Regions from separate parts of the Mus musculus genome. Here region 2 is linked to region 1. Evidence: chromatin loops called from intact Hi-C (ENCODE). Cell type or tissue: left cerebral cortex. All regions are shown on one strand.

Region 1 (8,000 bases):
TTTCAAAGGTTGTTAATAATGCAGTCTGAAGAAATTATTTCTTGCTATATACAGAAACAGAAAATAGACACCAAACCCATAATATAAGGAGTTTCCCTTCCATATTTGTCATCTGGTCTTTTCAGGGGTGAACATTTTGAAAATCATCTGTCATCTATTCTGTAGATTGATAGAAGGGCCAACTCAGTAAAAATCTGAGATCAATCCAATGCCAGAAGTAAGTGTCTAATAGAGAGACTTCGTCCATTCATTTTTACATGGTTATCATTTTTACAGTGTAGTAGACTTAATATGATAATTAAATATTCTATCAGAATGAAAATTATGGCAAAAAATGGCTTCTTAGAAACAGTACCTTATCTGAAATAATAGTTAATAAGTCATTCTTACATATACAGATGTTTTTATAGAACTACAGGAGAGGGGCGGAGCTCCTCCAGACAGGAAACAGCAGCTGGGGAGGAGCTCGGCCTCCTAAATTTCAGTCACTGGTGAATCTCAGTTTTGTCAAGCAAGCCAATTCTAGCCAAATGTGTGGCTATGAGACTAGGACAGGGGAACACAGGATCTGTTCCCATCTCCTTGTCCCCGGGGGGGCTGTGGCATTCCTGCTTAAGACCTAACCAGAGGAGGTATTTAGGTCCCAGCCAGATTCTTAGGTTCACTGAAGATCGGGCTAAATCCAGATGACTTGGTCTTCGCCACAGAACTAAAGATCATCTGTGGCCAACTTACGAGTAGGATTATAGGGGCACGAGTCGTTTGTTGTTTGTTTAAGCGTCTTTCGGAGCAGGATTCAAATCCAGTCAGAAAGTGGCTGTTTACTCTCAAGATGTTTGTGCTGCTGCCACGGACAGCATCTTGCTGGGATATCTTGCCAGGGCTGCTCAATATTATAGCTTGCAGGGCTCATGGTTGTGTAAGATTTGTGGGGACTCAAGCCAGACCAAATTCCAGCATGGAGCGGGGAGGTGGGCATGAAGCCCACCCCTGGCTGAGGAGCTCCTGGGATTTGCTAGCTGCATGGGAGAGGAAGGGGGTGGGGGACACGAGGTTGGACAGACAGGGAAGAAGGTGAGCGGATCCAGGAGAAGTCGGGAGAGGGAGTGCACGTAATCAAACCACCTTGTACTAAATTCTTAAAGAACTAGTTCAAATATATATATATATTTAAAAAGCCATGCTGATGGGAATGGAGAGATGGCTCAACAGTCAAGAGCACTGGCTACTTTTCCAAAGGTCATGAGTTCAATTCCCAGCAACCACAAGGTGGCTCATAATCACATCTGTAATTGGATCTGATGCCCTCTTCTGGTGTGTCAAGGACAGTGTGCTCATATACAAAAAAAAAAAAAAAAAAAAGCCTTGCAGATGATAAGGCTCTTGCTCATGCTTGACTGTCAATCCACTGGGGCCCAAGCCTTATGTTAGCCATATATTACTCACCCTATTTGCTTTATTTTATTTCTCAGGCAACAACTGAGGTGGAGATTAAGAAGAAAGGCCCTGGATCGCTCTTAGTCTCCATGGAACAACTCGCCTCCTACGGACGGAAGGACAGAATCAACAGTATAATGAGCGTTGTCACAAACACACTAGTGGAAGGTGTGTGCCCTGTCTTATCTATCGGAGCAGCTGAGCCGTGAGTGTGTAGTGTGTGTGGTAAATACAGCCCCGCCCCTCGTAAAGCCCGATAAGCCTTTCGAATAGATCCCACCACATACAGAAATCAGGGTCGCAAATTGTCTTCCCAAAGCTGCGTGCAGAGAATCAAATGAACCACTTCAGACCTGCGAGCAGCATCACACACAGGTGAGACAGAGGGAAGAGACGCAGGGAATGAATCATGGGAGGATCTCAAGTAGCTCCGGGGAAACCACCCTTCCTGGCCTCGGCCTCATGGGTACCTTCCTCCTCTCTGCTCTGCTGACCTACTCTACAGCCCTTTAGGTTTTCCCTGAAGGAACTTGTACATGTGTTAGATCTTCCCTAGCTGCCAGTCTCTGAAAGCCTCCAAGAGCCACAACTATGTGAAATGTGTGGCTAGAACCCCGAACCATAAGCCTCTCTTTGGGACTTGGTTTACAGGGAGCAAGCAGCCACTTTTGCATCATAACTGTCTGCAGGGTTGTTGCTGTGAAAGCTGATTTCTCTGGGCTGCATGGCTTCTCCCTGACACAGCTTGGAACTGCTGGGAGCTTCCTTTAGGCCATGGTACCCCTGGCAAGTTCCAGCCTCTCTGCCATTCTGGTTTATATCTCCAGGCTCCGCTTGGAGGTCAACTCAGGACCTAGCGTCCCTCACAAGGATCCTCGTTGGTTCTGTTTGTATTTTACTCCTTTGGTATGGGTTCTAGCCGAGTCTGGATGTTTCTGAGGCTTCAGATATCTGGTCTCATGGTTCACTCTGCCAGGCTAACTCAGCACCAAGCACAGCCCCTGAGATGATGGTGTGGATCATTGGCTTGCTAGCCTCGGGACACATTTTCTGAGTTGTTTAAGCTCACCGTGTGTGTGTGTGTGTGTGTGTGTGTGTGTGTGTGTGTGTGTGTGTGTGTGTGTGTGTGTGTGGTGTCTGTCTGTCTGTCTGTCTGCCTATCTGTCTTACTCTCTGTGTGTTGGGATAGGGGTGCCATAGAAAGAGAACCCCTAAGAAACCCCTATAATAGCATTGGTACCCCCAGAGGTGCAAACAGTGAGAGATAGCACTGGGCGTAAGAATATCAAGTTGAACAACCTTCTTTCAGCTGCCTGAGCAGCCGCCGTTCACTCTGGGTTTTCAGTTCCCGCGGAGGTCAATGACTGATTCTGGGTTTTCAGTCCTGTTGAGGTCAGCATTTGATAGAGCGTCTTCAAACTTTGTGGCATGTGTGTTGTGTGTGTGTTTCAGGCAAACTGCTGCAGACTGTAAGAACTACAAGCTGAGGAACACTAGCTTGAGGATTTTGGCTAATTTTATTTATGCACTTAGAGCCCAAGACAGACTTTTCCCAAGTGTGTGTGGCAATTGAGGTAGAAAGTCACGCTCCCTCAGATACATTCATTATTGGCAGGGACACCGTCACAACAGAATGATCTGTTCAGCACAGTGATTAGACTGATTGCTCATTGCAGTGGTCTGGCACAGGGTCTGGCCAATGTGGAGACTCAAGCAACACCGTTAAACTGGCTTAGCTGTGCCTGGGGCAGTGGAATATTGGTGTGGTATCACTTCCGGAGACTTTTTTTGAATGTGAGCATGGGGCACTTGTACTTTGAAAGCTGACTTTGTCTTCCTCCCTCTGCTCTACACATTCTCTTCTTTCCACTAGACACACACACTCTCACACACACTCACATATACACACTCACACACACATACACATACTCACTCACACACATTCACACACATACACACTTACATACATACACACTCTACACACACACTCTCACACACCCACATATTCACATACACTCACACACATACACACTCATACATACCACACATATGCATACACACATACACATATACTCATACACTCACACATATATATGTACCCATATATGTGTGTGCATGCATGCACATGCTTGCACACGCATGCACACACATGCTTGCACACGCATGCACACACACACACACACACATTCACACAGGACAGAAGCATCACTCAGGGGATGGAGATGGCTGTAGCTGTAATTATGTTTCCTAAGGAAGAAAGCTATTCCAGCACTTCTCTGTTGGTAGGTTCGACTGTTCCCATAGCCTGTGCCTGTCCTATCACCACACCCTCCAGTCCTGTACTTTGTCTTGTCTCCTTTAATTGAAGCTGAGGAGCTGGGACTGCTATAAGCAAAGAGCAGTGAATGGCTGCAACTGAGTAATGTGAGCAGATTAAAGACATTAACAAAGAGCCACTGGTTTTAACCACAGCCCCTGGCTCTAGTTACTGCTTGCTACATTAAGAGCATTAAATGAATAATTATCCTGCTTCCAAGACTTGCAATTGGAAAGGTCTGATGTCATTTTAATCCAAAGATTTAAATAATTGCTTTTGAAGCCAAGAAACAGGCTCTTGCCTACCTAAAGGTTTAGGTACCGTAGTGGAGAATTCTAGAATTGGTTCTTAAGAAGAAAAGCCTCTCTGCCCCTCCCTACCTGATCCTGTATAAAACTCACTCAGCAGTGTCCTGTAAACTGACAAATCCCCAGCTAGCAGAGCCATGAGCTCTGGGATGTGTCAGCACTGGGTCGGATGTAGGCCTGCGAGTGCAGCCTCACTGTTCCTCAGAGCAGTGAAGAACACTGAGGAAGAGAGCTTGGAGGAGGCAGTGCTTTTAGTGCTGCAGTGTGACAGTTCTGATTCCCTGGGGAGGAATGGTCATGGCCATTGCTGCCCCTCGAGCAGCCATCTAGTCCCTGCTGCTGAAAACTGCCCAGGCAGTGGGCACTCTTTCCTGCGCAGCCAAAAACTGCTGGAAGTTTTTGAGTTGAGGAAAACTCTTGCCATAAACCTTTTGGTCCCTCAAAGTCACTGTCGTGGTGGACTGAGGGTGCACGTTGGAAACAGTCTCCAGTATTCCTGGGACTGACTCATAGGGCAACCCTTCAAAAATGCCCAGAAGAAAGGCAGGAGAAAGACCACAAACTCCAGACACTCACCCCCTTATCTCAGCTCATTCCTGGAACACTTTGCCACGGAGGCCTGTGGGGCTGGCCGGTAACAGCAGAGAACCCGTAAAAACATCAGATACAATGTATATCTGCTGTTCCTGTCACTAGGGAATCTGAGGCGGGAAGATCCAATGTACCCATGAGATAACATAATGAGATCCCCATCTCCAAAAAAACTGATACAAAGAAACTAACAAGCCTTCATTGAGCCAAGGATCCATGAAACCAAGTATCCACTGAGACAAGGACCCACTGAGACAAGGACCTTCACCTCCCACCCTCACTGTGCTCTCTATGGCACTGACCCACTGGGGCTTTCCTCAGCTCACCGATGTAGCTAGGGACCGGAAACAGCCTGTAGGGATCCTCTAGGTGGCCCAAAGGTAGAGAACCCCTTTACTGTCTGCTAAGACATGGAGACAAGTGCAGCGTACGTAAGGTGCGGCAGTCATGTCATCTCTCAGATGTGAACAGTCAGGGCTTCACCTTCCCCAGCAGAACCACTAAGCTGCAGACATTGCGAGAAGGGAGGAGATAAAAAAGGAACGGAACCGAATTTCCAAATATGCACTGTAAGAATTTATGGAAATCAGAGAACCTTTTCGTTTTTCTTTTTCAGGGATGAAAACTAAATTTACCTTGGGAAAGGGGGGAGTTCTGCGGGAAGGAGGCTGAGGCAAATTCTCTTCACAGACTTCTTTTCCCACGCAGACTCCCACGTGGCTCTCACTGGGGCCCTTCAGTCTGAAAACCAAGGCAACCATTTTCTTAGCAACCAGGGAGCCAGTCTGATACCCAACCAAACCACCCCTCCCTAAAATAAAGTCATTGCCATGGGCCACACCAGCTGGCTGGAGAAGGGGAAGCAAGCCGGTTGACACCCCCTTCTAGAGGAAGCATTGGAAATTTTTGTGTATTTTGTTTTTATTTGTTTGCTTACTTGATTGATGGTGGGGTTTGCTTTTATAGAAATCAGGGCTTATTATGCAATCCAAACTAGTGCAGTCATTTAGCCCAGGCTGGCCTCAAATTAATAATTAGTCTCCTGTATGTTCGGTTTATAGGCGTGCCCAGCTTTGGGGAGGATTTCATTTTTATTTTATTGGTGTCACTGGGGTTGAAGTCCTGTGAACCTGTGATATATATCTCTCTCTCTCTCTATATATATATATATAGAGAGAGAGAGAGAGAGAGTTTATCATAGGGAGGGGAGTTAAGAGGGTAATAAAGGCAAATAAAGGCAGAGAGAGAGTAGAGAAGTAGAAGAATAGAGGCTGGCCATGAGCATGGGGGGGGGGGGGGCGGGGAATGGGGAAGGAGCAAGGGGACAGAGAGGGAGCAAGAAGCCAAGAGACCAAGAGAAGGAACAAGAGAGCAAGTTCAGGTTCTTGAAGAACATCTTCACTAGATGAGGAACTGTTTCATTTCCTGTAACTTGAGGAGGGTCTTGCAGTCCGAGCGATCAACACACGGAGGTTGGAGTGGCCACAAGCTAAGCAGCTCTCTGCCTTAGCTATCTAATCATTCTTTTTATTTTGGCTTCCTACATAATCAGAGAGACCCTTTATTCAGTGTCTGTTCCGTGCTGAGAGTCCCACAGTTCTGGGGACGGACCTGCGTGGCTCTAGGGAGGGAGCCTGGGAAGGAGGGCGTGTCTTGGACCGGGCTGTAAGCTCCTCCCCTCACAGTCAGCCAGAGCAGTTCCCGGCTGACCTGTATGTAGGGGCCACGTGAGGCGGTTGAAAAGCTAGGTCTTTCTCTTAAGAGAGATAGGACTAAGACGAAGTAAAGGAAGAGAAACAGAAAGGAAGTATGGAGGGGTGGAGAGAGATGCTACAGGAAGAGAAGGAAGCACGAGAGTAGGAAAGGGGAGAGAGATGGAGGTAGGAAGAGAGAGAAAGGAGAGGATGCACCCTGGGTAGCTACCTCAGCTCTGGCTGCAGCCTCACTGAAGGTAGGACACTACCCTGTGCTCTGGAAGCAGCAGACATGTGCGTGGTGTCGGTCCATCCCTTTCCTGCTAATGGAGAGGGCATTTCTGCCAGACACACTGTCCACAGCTCCCACTTTCTGCTAAGGGCCGAGGCACCTGGTGGATATTTTAGCTTGTTTAATTCCATGTGTGTATGCGTATGCTTGTGTATGTATTAGTGTAGGTCTGTGCATGTGTGTGCAGATACACATCTGTGGTAAGGAGGCTAGGCTGGCTACCAGCAAGCTCCGAGGGATCTGCCCACAGACATGCACCGCTGTGCTCAGCTTTTATGTGGGTGGTGGGGATCTTAACTCGGGGCCCAGTGCTTGCACAGTAAGCATTTTACTGACTGAGCTGTCTCTCCCAGCACCCAGTTTGTTTCATTCTTACCGCTGCCCACCAAAAAGTGGCTTAACCTTCTTCATGGTCCTACAATTAATAGCGAGTATCTGGTCTGGTATTAGAGAGAAGGGACTTTCCCTTTTATCTTAACGTGAAGGAAACCTGAGAAGGGTCAGCGGACAAGCACCCTTTACTCACAGATTTAATAAAGACAACCACCTGTCCAGAGGAAGATACTCTGTATCCTGTTTTCTCTCTGTGCCAGTGGCTCTCACCCTTCCTTCCCTTTAATACAGTTCCTCATGTTGTGGTGACCCCCCCAACCATAAAATTATTTTTATTGTTACTTCGTAACGGTAATTTTGCTACTGTTATGAATCGTAATGTAAATGCCTGTGTTTTCCGCTGGTCTTAGGTGACCCCTGTAGGAGGATCGTTCACATCTCCCCCCAGGGAGTCACGACCCACAGGTTGAGAACCATTGCTCCATAGTGAGGGCTCTCTTTGTTCTTTGCTCTCTCCAGAGCTGGAAGAGTCTCAGAGAAAGTGCCCACCATGCTGGTATAAGTTTGCCAATACTTTCCTCATCTGGGAGTGTCACCCCTACTGGATAAAACTGAAGGAGATTGTGAACCTGATCGTCATGGACCCTTTCGTAGACTTAGCCATAACCATCTGCATTGTCCTGAACACACTATTTATGGCAATGGAGCACCATCCCATGACGCCACAATTCGAACATGTCCTGGCCGTAGGGAACCTGGTAAGACGGAGCAGGGTCTCTGAGAGAATGACTTGAATGTGGTTTCGCTGTGGGACTTTCCCTGGGGTGGGAAGCTGGAATTTAGTTAACAAGGAGGTGATGGTTAATTGGAGACGAGGGCATCCATATGCCCTGGTGCCCATGCTTCTGCCAGCAGCAGCGCACCTTCAGCTGCATCTTCTCTGCAGAACTCTGAAGTCGCCTCGTAGAGCTGTTGGCAGGAAGCCAGCTACAGTGGCAGAGTGGGAGAGAGGACAGTGGGTCGGTTCA
Region 2 (8,000 bases), 130 kb before region 1:
CCACCGGTGGAGACTTGGCAGTTAACTTTCCGGGCGGTAGTGGGGGCTGTCAGACCCCTTCAGCGTCCCCTAGGTTCGAGTTAGGTTGGAGTGGGAGTTATTTTTCAGCCCAATAAGCAGGAATTCTCCAAACCATGCATTCCTTCCAACTACTCCACCCTGTGCCCTCTCCCTCACTTACACTGCAGTTTTTGAAGCACCGGGGGAATACATTTTATAACTGGAGGTTCCAAGATTCGCATCAGTGTTCATAATCAATGTCATCTGTTGGGGTGGAGGTGGGGGGAAAACATAGAAAAAACTTTGCATTGCACCTGGCCGAACTCGGGCAGGGAGAAATAGCAGGCTGCAAGGTCTGCTGCACAGGGGGAATGGCTTTTAATGCACAGTGGGGTGGGCATCCGGGAAGGCAGGGATTGGAAGCAGGAAGTGTGGGTAAGGGCCTTTAGGGCAAAGGGGGGGGGTGCTTTTTATAACTGTTTTCTCGAGTTTAAACCTGGAGATCCTTTAGGGAGGTTGTATGTGTGTTAGGATCGGGGGATGTCTTAGCTTTCCAAGGAGATTTCGGGTGTGGTAGGTTTTTAAACGTCTCACAGGCTCTCTTCCCTTTTCTCCATGTGCATTAGAAGATATGGGGGAGGGAGCCTTGTTCTTTCCTCAAAAATATGTTTTTGATGTGTAATGCAAATGGCTGGACAACGTTAATACCCAGTAGCAGGATGGCAGGAACCAAGAGGCTCAAACGCTCAAAACGCTGAAAGCTTTTAGCATTTTGTCTGTAACCTGGCTCTTGAAATACTGCAGCATTTTCCTCTGGAACTCATGACCCATAAGGCCTTCAGTTCTCCCTGAAAGAGGATTTGATTGCTGTGTGTGGGGGTAGTGATGGTTTGGTGTTCCGTGAGAATTGTGTCTGTCCTAGAAATTGAAGCTCTCCGGAGAGGGGCTGCAAGCATGTTCTGTGTTCTCAGAACATCTGATGTGTGTAGATATAATATGTCTCTTACTGGGATGTGGTGGGTTTTGTGTAGCAATTTCTGTGATGGTTCAGGCTAGCTAGTCACTGGTTTCTTGGGGTCGCTTTGAGAGACTGACTTTATATGCCTTCGGTTTTCATTTGAGGTTTTGTCAACTTTCCTATAAATATCTGGAAAATTTTCTTTTAAATTAACAAGGATAGGGACTTGGGATATAGTGTATTTAAAAACAAATAGCTATACGGTTGCTTGAAGGAGGACTCTAATCAGTTCACCCTGACGCTCGCTCCTGTCGGCATTGCCTTTCCTTGGCGTTACGCTTGCTAGAGCGGTACCTGCTGCGGTGCTGAAGGACAGCTCCCTGGCTTGTGTGGCTGAAGTCACGGTGGAAGGGACTGGATTCGCTTTGCCGCTATGAACAGCAGGCTTTCCCCGTGATGTGGATCTGCATGTGCATGCGCAGCTGGGTCGTACTTGAGGTTGAAGGTCTGGTTATCACATTTTTCCTACTCCCACGTAACTCCTCACTTCAGCTGTCCCTCACAGAGAGGCAGTGCTGTTTTGGCTTCAGCAGATCGGTATGTAAGGCATACATTCTGCTGACCGCATGGTTTCAGGACCCCCCCCCCCCCCGGTCATTTCAAATAGCAAGAAACTGTCAATATTACGGTAATTTGGTCTTTGCCAGAAGAAATTCGATAGCTAACCAAGTTAAGCTGAATCTGAAGGGTACTTTTGCTAGGTTGATCTAAACAGTGAGCTGGGGATGGGACTCAGCAGGCCAGCTTGCGAACCATTATGTCTCTGTGGTATGCTGGTCTAAAATTGTTTTAAAATCATAGATTAAGAAGGTGGAACATAAAATTCAACTTGCTCAGCCTCCTGCCTCCCTTGGGAATCCTTCTTATAGGACCCCCTCCACTTTGAATACTTTGTTGGTAGGGAACTCAGTGTCACAGAAAATGGCTCACCCCGGTGGTTGAAATACTTTAATCTCTCTTAGAAGGTAACATGTGTCACATTGAAGGACATACTTTGGAACTACATAAGGGGCAAAAGTCTTTCACATGCTTGCTATCATGAAAGCCGAGACAACATTTTGTAGAGAGCTGGAAGACACTCCACCTATTTGAAAAGAATGCAAAGAAACATGGCTACCTAAAGTGAGAGAGGGTTCTATGAATGGAAAGAAAACTCTTTCATGTGCTGGGGTTATGTAACAAGTCTGGAAAGCACCTGATTTACTTAATGGGTGTTTAACCCCTGTGAGTTACACTGGGAAAGGCCTTACGCCCGTACTGTAGAGGAAGTATTAAGGATAGCTTATCCAGAGTGTGCCCAGTTGCCACAGTTATAAAAAATAACAAACACTGGTTGCAGAAATAGTATGGAGGGAAGCCCTGGCTTTTACTGCTCAGCAGGAGCATTGGCCACATGTGCTTGTGCCTTTCAGTTATAAGCTACACTTGCAGAAGTTGCTCAAATGATACTTTCCAAGTTGTAGCTTTCATGTTCTTAGACTCAGGGTCTAATAGACCCAGGGGCTCAGACATTAAGTTGTTACATTTCCATTTGCCTTTCCCCTTAATCCTTTAAACAATTTTCAGGAAACTATCTTTAATGTGAAAGAATTTACCCAGAGTAATCCCCACCCCTTTTTAAGTCTCTTGGCTAAAATGTAGCACATTAATTAGAGGGATAAAGACCCCCAGTCAGTAACTTGATGACCATTGTCATCCAGTACTTCCCAGGTGTAAGACACTGTATCAGACATGGACACATTTGCTAAATAGCACCAACTTAGAAACCATGACCTGCTCGAAACCGTGGCTGTAAGAGAGCCAGAGGTAGAAACACAACTTTGGCCCTGTGGGCATATCGATCGGAGAAATGTTGTGTGACTGTCAGGTTAAGCTCAGTGGTTTTTACCTAAAAATAGTTTTCAAAAGGGTGGAAAATAAATGTGGGGAAAGAGAAAGGAGAAGGCAGCTGAAGTTGTTTCTGTCCCTTTGTGAAGTTAGGACACATAGTCAAATGCTATGTCATGGAATAAGGAAAAGTAACCCAACCAATTGCCATTGTCGAAGGTAACTACAGGCCTTGGACAGAGCTAGTTCAAATCCTGACTTGGCTACTTGCTTTTTAACCTCGGGCAAGTTATCTAGTTTCTCTGGGTTTGTAAACATAGGAGTAATAATGCCTTCAATGCCACGCTTGTGGGGATTATATAAAATCTGCTTCCGTCCTCTCGAGGTTTGGCAGCTTAGTGGGTATTTGCATGTGTATCTGATATATATGTAAGTTTCAGTAGTCTGAAAGCAGATAATTCCTGGAAGTCTGCGCAGGAGGCGGGGTCTGCAGGTTCCTTAACCTGAATGGACATTGCTAGTCTCAAATGAGAAAAATTATACCATACAGGTGCTGCGCTGACCCCACACCGCCCCATGATTGCATTTGCCCAAGCAGCTCTTTTCCCAGTCCCCCTGAAGTGTGCCGTGCTGGCGTTACTTACCACAAGGGACTGCTTTAGCACTCCGGCTGGAAGGCAACTGGACTGTTTTATCTACAGATCTAAAGATGGAGCCCTACCAGTCTTCTCACATGAGCTGGGTTTTTATCAGTGCGGTAGTTTGCAGTGGCTTCTGTCCTCATATTGGGACTCACAGGTGGCCACCTGCCTTGGGTGGTAGTCATTCTATTTACAGAAGCTCAGCCTATCCTTCTAGCTGGTGGTTGTTTAGAACTAGGGAAGGTGAGTGTTATTCCGTGTTACATCTTAGGAGATGGCGAACCCAAAAGGCGGAGTTGTCCAGGGGTGAGGATGACATGAGAGGTGGAACCGAGGCTGCCACGGAGCCTGGTTGATTCACACTTAAAAGATCCCCCCCTCCCCCATGAAATGGTGTTACATTCTGATGTTCATATAACCAAGTAAAATGAACAGTTTTGGTTTATTTTAAGAAATTATCATTATCCTAGGTAGCTAAACATATCTTCGTGAGTGGGCACGGTGAAAGATTCGGAGATAGGCAGAAGCACGGCTCAAGAAGCGTCTGGAAAAGGGGGAGGGGCGAGGGAAGGTGACCTGAGATCTGTCAGGAAGGGGTTGAGCTTGCATGCATTTCCCTCTGTGTGTCCTAACGCTCTGCCCCAAAGGAAAATCAGAACATAGCTGTGTTCTAGGGGACTGCCACACCCCTGTGTTTGTGTGTCTTTCTCCCTGTGTCTTGCAAATAAATACCCTTCTGTGGGGACTGGGAATGTCTCTCACCTCCATCCTGCATTAACGGGGACCTCAGGAAAGTTTGGCTGCTGACACCAGGGGCAGCTTTGCTCACGCTTGAAGCTGGAGGTCTTGGCGGACAGAGCATGCTGGGAACAGGTGCTGCTAGGTGAGACCTAGAGACCTAGGGTTGTTCTTGGAAGGATATAGGCTGGGAAGGAGCAGGTGAAAGGGGGAAGTAGCCAAGAGTTTCCTCAGGCATGGAGACATATGGCCATAGCAAAGGAAACTAAGTGGCACAAAACTGGGAGTCTGAGGGTTTGGGGTGGTGTGTGTATGTCTCTGTGTGTGTGTGTGTATGTGCACCCATTTGTGTGCATGTGTGTATGCATGTGGGGGTGTATGTGTGTGCATGCATGTGTGTGTGTATGTGTGTGTGTGTGTGTGTATGTGTGTGTATGTGTGTGTATATGTGTATGTGTGTGTATGTGTGTGTATGTGTGTGTGTGTGTATGTGTGTATGTGTGTGTGTATGTATGTGTGTGTGTGTATGTGTGTGTGTGTGCATGCATGTGTGTGTGTGTATGTGTGTGTGTAGAAGTTTGCAGCATTTCTGTAACCTTATGGTGGTAGGGAGAGGTTTTCAATGTCACTGGGACTTGTCCAGAGGTCTGGAAATGGAGAACACTGAATCCCTCAAAAGCTGTTAACTGACACCTTCCCTGTTCTCTTGGTTAGTGCATCTTGTATGCTGTTAAAGGCTTTGCCGTTCCAGGCAGTACAGGCTTACAGGAAAGTTACTTCACTTGCGTATCAGCATTCCCACCAGAGTGAACTCGGGGAGTCAGGGACAGTCAGTCAGGTTAGTTTTAACAGTTAGGTAACTTTTAATGATGAAAGGGATCAAGACTACTTCCTCAGTGAAAAAGCAGTCCGCTTCCACTGTAATTCCTTCCTGTCTTTATTCTAAAGACAGTTAAATACCGAGCCTCCGGAAGCTCAGGGTCTGTTGCAAACCATCCGAAACAGCGGCTTTCTTGTTTTGCCAAGCAGTGTTTGTGAGTGAGTGAGGTTGTTTGCTGTATGGTGAGCTCTGTACTTCAGCTCTTTAATTAAGGATGACGCCGTGAGCTTTGGTGCCACATCCACTACTGCCTTTTCGACTTAGCAGTAAGCAGAATAAAACGATTTCAAATGAAAACAAATTAGTGCATTATTATTAAACTGCAGAGGAATATTAAGCAGGTTGTAAATGAGCCTGGCAGAACTTTCTCAGAGGTCAGAATATCCAGAAACCTCATTTGCTACAGAATTCTCAGTTGGATTTCCTAGGATTTGCTGTAAAGAGATGTGATCCCTTGTTTATAGGGAAAGTGCCTTGAGTGTGATAGCCATGCTTTAAACATTGGCATTGTTCGGCTAGGGTCAGGGGAACGTTCAGAGTATGAGGGGTTATCAGAGGGCGTGGGGGTCCAACAGACATGGGAGTTGGGGTGTGACTGTGAGAAAGGCTCATACCTTAAGACAGGTGTGCGGTCTTCTGAAGACTCCTGGGGAGGGGGTCCATCTCTGGGCTCATTTCTGGATGACAGTGGTTCCGATCTCTGGGACAGAGCTCAGAACCTTGGGAAGGTGCAGTCTCACTTGTTTGTGTTCAGTCTTGTTCTGTCTCTGCTACATTGTTTTCTTCACCTGATTGCTGTGTTGGGAAAACTGGGGGGAGGGGGGGCGTCTTCTTGCTTTATGGAAATAGGGCTGACAGACTTAATGCTCACTGTTAGTCGTACTGTAAGAGCCTCTCCACACCGGCAGTCTTGTGCTCTCCCTTCCATTCTGCCTTAAAGACACTGCCTTTGAATTTACTTGCTTAAGTGGTTGCTAGAGACAGAGGGTTCAAGACCAACGTGGTTGAATTGTCTCTTCCTATCTCTCAGCCTTCCACTACACATTCCATATGCCCAGTCGTGAATACTAGGTCTTGGGCACATGCACACAGTAGCCCCTCCTACCCAACTCAACCCTTTCCCATCATCCTTTAGAAAGCTTTTATCTTTAAAGTACTTATTTTATACATATGGGAGTTTTGTCTGCACCACGTGCTTGTCTGGTGCCTGCACAGGACAGAAGGAGGCATTGGGTTCCTGTCCCTGGAGTTACAGGTCATTGTGAGCAGCCGTGTGGATGCTGGGAATGAACCCGGGACCTCTGGAAGAGCAGCCGGTGCTTTCAAAGGCCGTCTCTCCAGCCCACTCAGAAAGACTAAATAATTTGACAATTCGATCTCTCATTGTAATCCTTCCTCTACTTTGTCATATACATAACTCCACTGTGTTTTCCTTTTATTGATGAAAATTTTACACTAATGTTTTGGGTTATTTAATGTAAAAAGTTAGTTTGGGTGAAACATCCTCTCCTACCACTTGAATTGCTTTTTGGAGTTCCCATGTAGAGGAGACATAGTCTAAGCGGTCCCTTGGTTTCTATGGGGAACTCTGTTGTCCCTCCTGACCACAGCAGTCTACAAATATTTATTAAATACACCCAAGGGAGAGAGGGGACTGTAGCAGGTACTGAGAGCTGTATAAAAGATCTCTTTGTATTCTAGAAACTTACCTGGTCAATTAAGTACTAAATATAAAATCCTAAAGAATAGGTTTTCATAATGGTTCAATGATTGAAAAGGGTTTAATTGCCAGCTGAGTGGTGTAGCTGGCAATTAGTTAATAAGTTGATTTCCCCTGAGATACAGTCTCACGCTGAAGCACACTGGCCTACACACGTCTTCCAAGCTCACCTCAAACTCGTGGCTATACTGCCACAGCCTCACGAGGGCCACCATGCCTGGCCAGAGAGCTAATTTTTCAGAAAATCTTCAGACTGGTTTGATCAGGAGCAGGTTGTTGGAAGATGTCTGCTCCGAGCTTTGCGTTATGTTGTGAGACGGTAAGAACGTAGAGTGTTCTGGGGGAGTAGTGCGCAGTCTAGGTGGGCTGGCTGGGTACAGTTCCCCAGTTGCAGAGAAGCCTGCAAAAATAGCAGTGGGTTAGGCAACGTTAAAGGCTTTTCAGCTGTGCTCATGTCGGTGGACAGCACAGACGGTTGAGAGGAGTGCTAACCGAGCCACAAACGAGGCCATGACGTCATGGTCTGGGGAAATCACGTAGCTGTGTTTGACAGGATGGCGCAGAGCAGGGCGTGGACAGCCGAGCAGCTGGCAGTTTGATTTGGCCTCATTGTATATGGGTGAAAGCTTGACTTGTGGTCAGGATGGATGGGAAAGAAGGCAAACAGAACTTTGAATACGTGTGCCACATGGAGTCTTATGTTAGGGGAACTTTTTTTTTTTTCTAATTTTAAAATTATTTTTCTGCAGGGATTTCTCCCCACGAGCTTCTGGGTTTATTTATTGATTTGTTTATTCTTTTGGGAAAACCTGTCTTTTGAGCTTGTTTAATTCTTACACTCTCCCTGATGAAGGACTCCTGCTTTTATGTTGGAGTCTTGATCCATTTATACATCATTGTTTTAATTAAAAATGTTGTTACACTTTGTTCAACGAGTGTATATGTGTATGCACAGGGGTTCATATTACCACGGTGCACTTGTGGCTGTCCAGGGGCATCTTGAGAGAGAGAGAGAAGGTTCTCTCCTCCCACCATGTGGGGTCTAGTCATCAGACTTAGTGGCGAGTGCCTTAGTCACTGAGGTATATCAGTAGCTCTCCATTAACACACCCTCCCCTCTTCAGTTACAGTTGTTACAAGTTGAGTCCATTAGTGTAGCCCATAAGTGTGTTTGGG

Evidence for each region. Hi-C counts contacts between places; a loop is a spot of excess contacts. Peaks named below come from ENCODE experiments on the same cell type or tissue, not always from the same donor. Only the 100,000 strongest peaks of a DNase experiment are listed, where the experiment ranks them.
Region 2: a loop joins it to region 1, with 5 times the contacts of the local background. A loop is called at or near these places in 2 of 42 quality-filtered maps.

Annotation. Positions count from the first base shown.
Region 1 is chr15:101,000,562-101,008,561 of GRCm38, forward strand. It overlaps Scn8a (sodium channel, voltage-gated, type VIII, alpha), which reads left to right. Exons shown (of 26, transcript NM_011323.3): 12 at 1,473-1,605; 13 at 7,492-7,730. Among named protein-coding and RNA genes, the nearest start is that of Fignl2, 50 kb to the right of the region's middle. In left cerebral cortex, a CTCF peak has its summit at 1,305 (motif pointing left); DNase peaks (open chromatin) are centred at 4,135, 4,763, 5,336, 6,354 and 2 more places; H3K4me3 peaks cover 513 bases; H3K27ac peaks cover 3,995 bases.
Region 2 is chr15:100,871,975-100,879,974 of GRCm38, forward strand. It overlaps a transcript of Scn8a not described here. Among named protein-coding and RNA genes, the nearest start is that of Gm35569, 42 kb to the left of the region's middle. In left cerebral cortex, no CTCF peak of the experiment used is centred here; DNase peaks (open chromatin) are centred at 423, 610, 873, 1,359 and 4 more places; H3K4me3 peaks cover 2,675 bases; H3K27ac peaks cover 1,541 bases.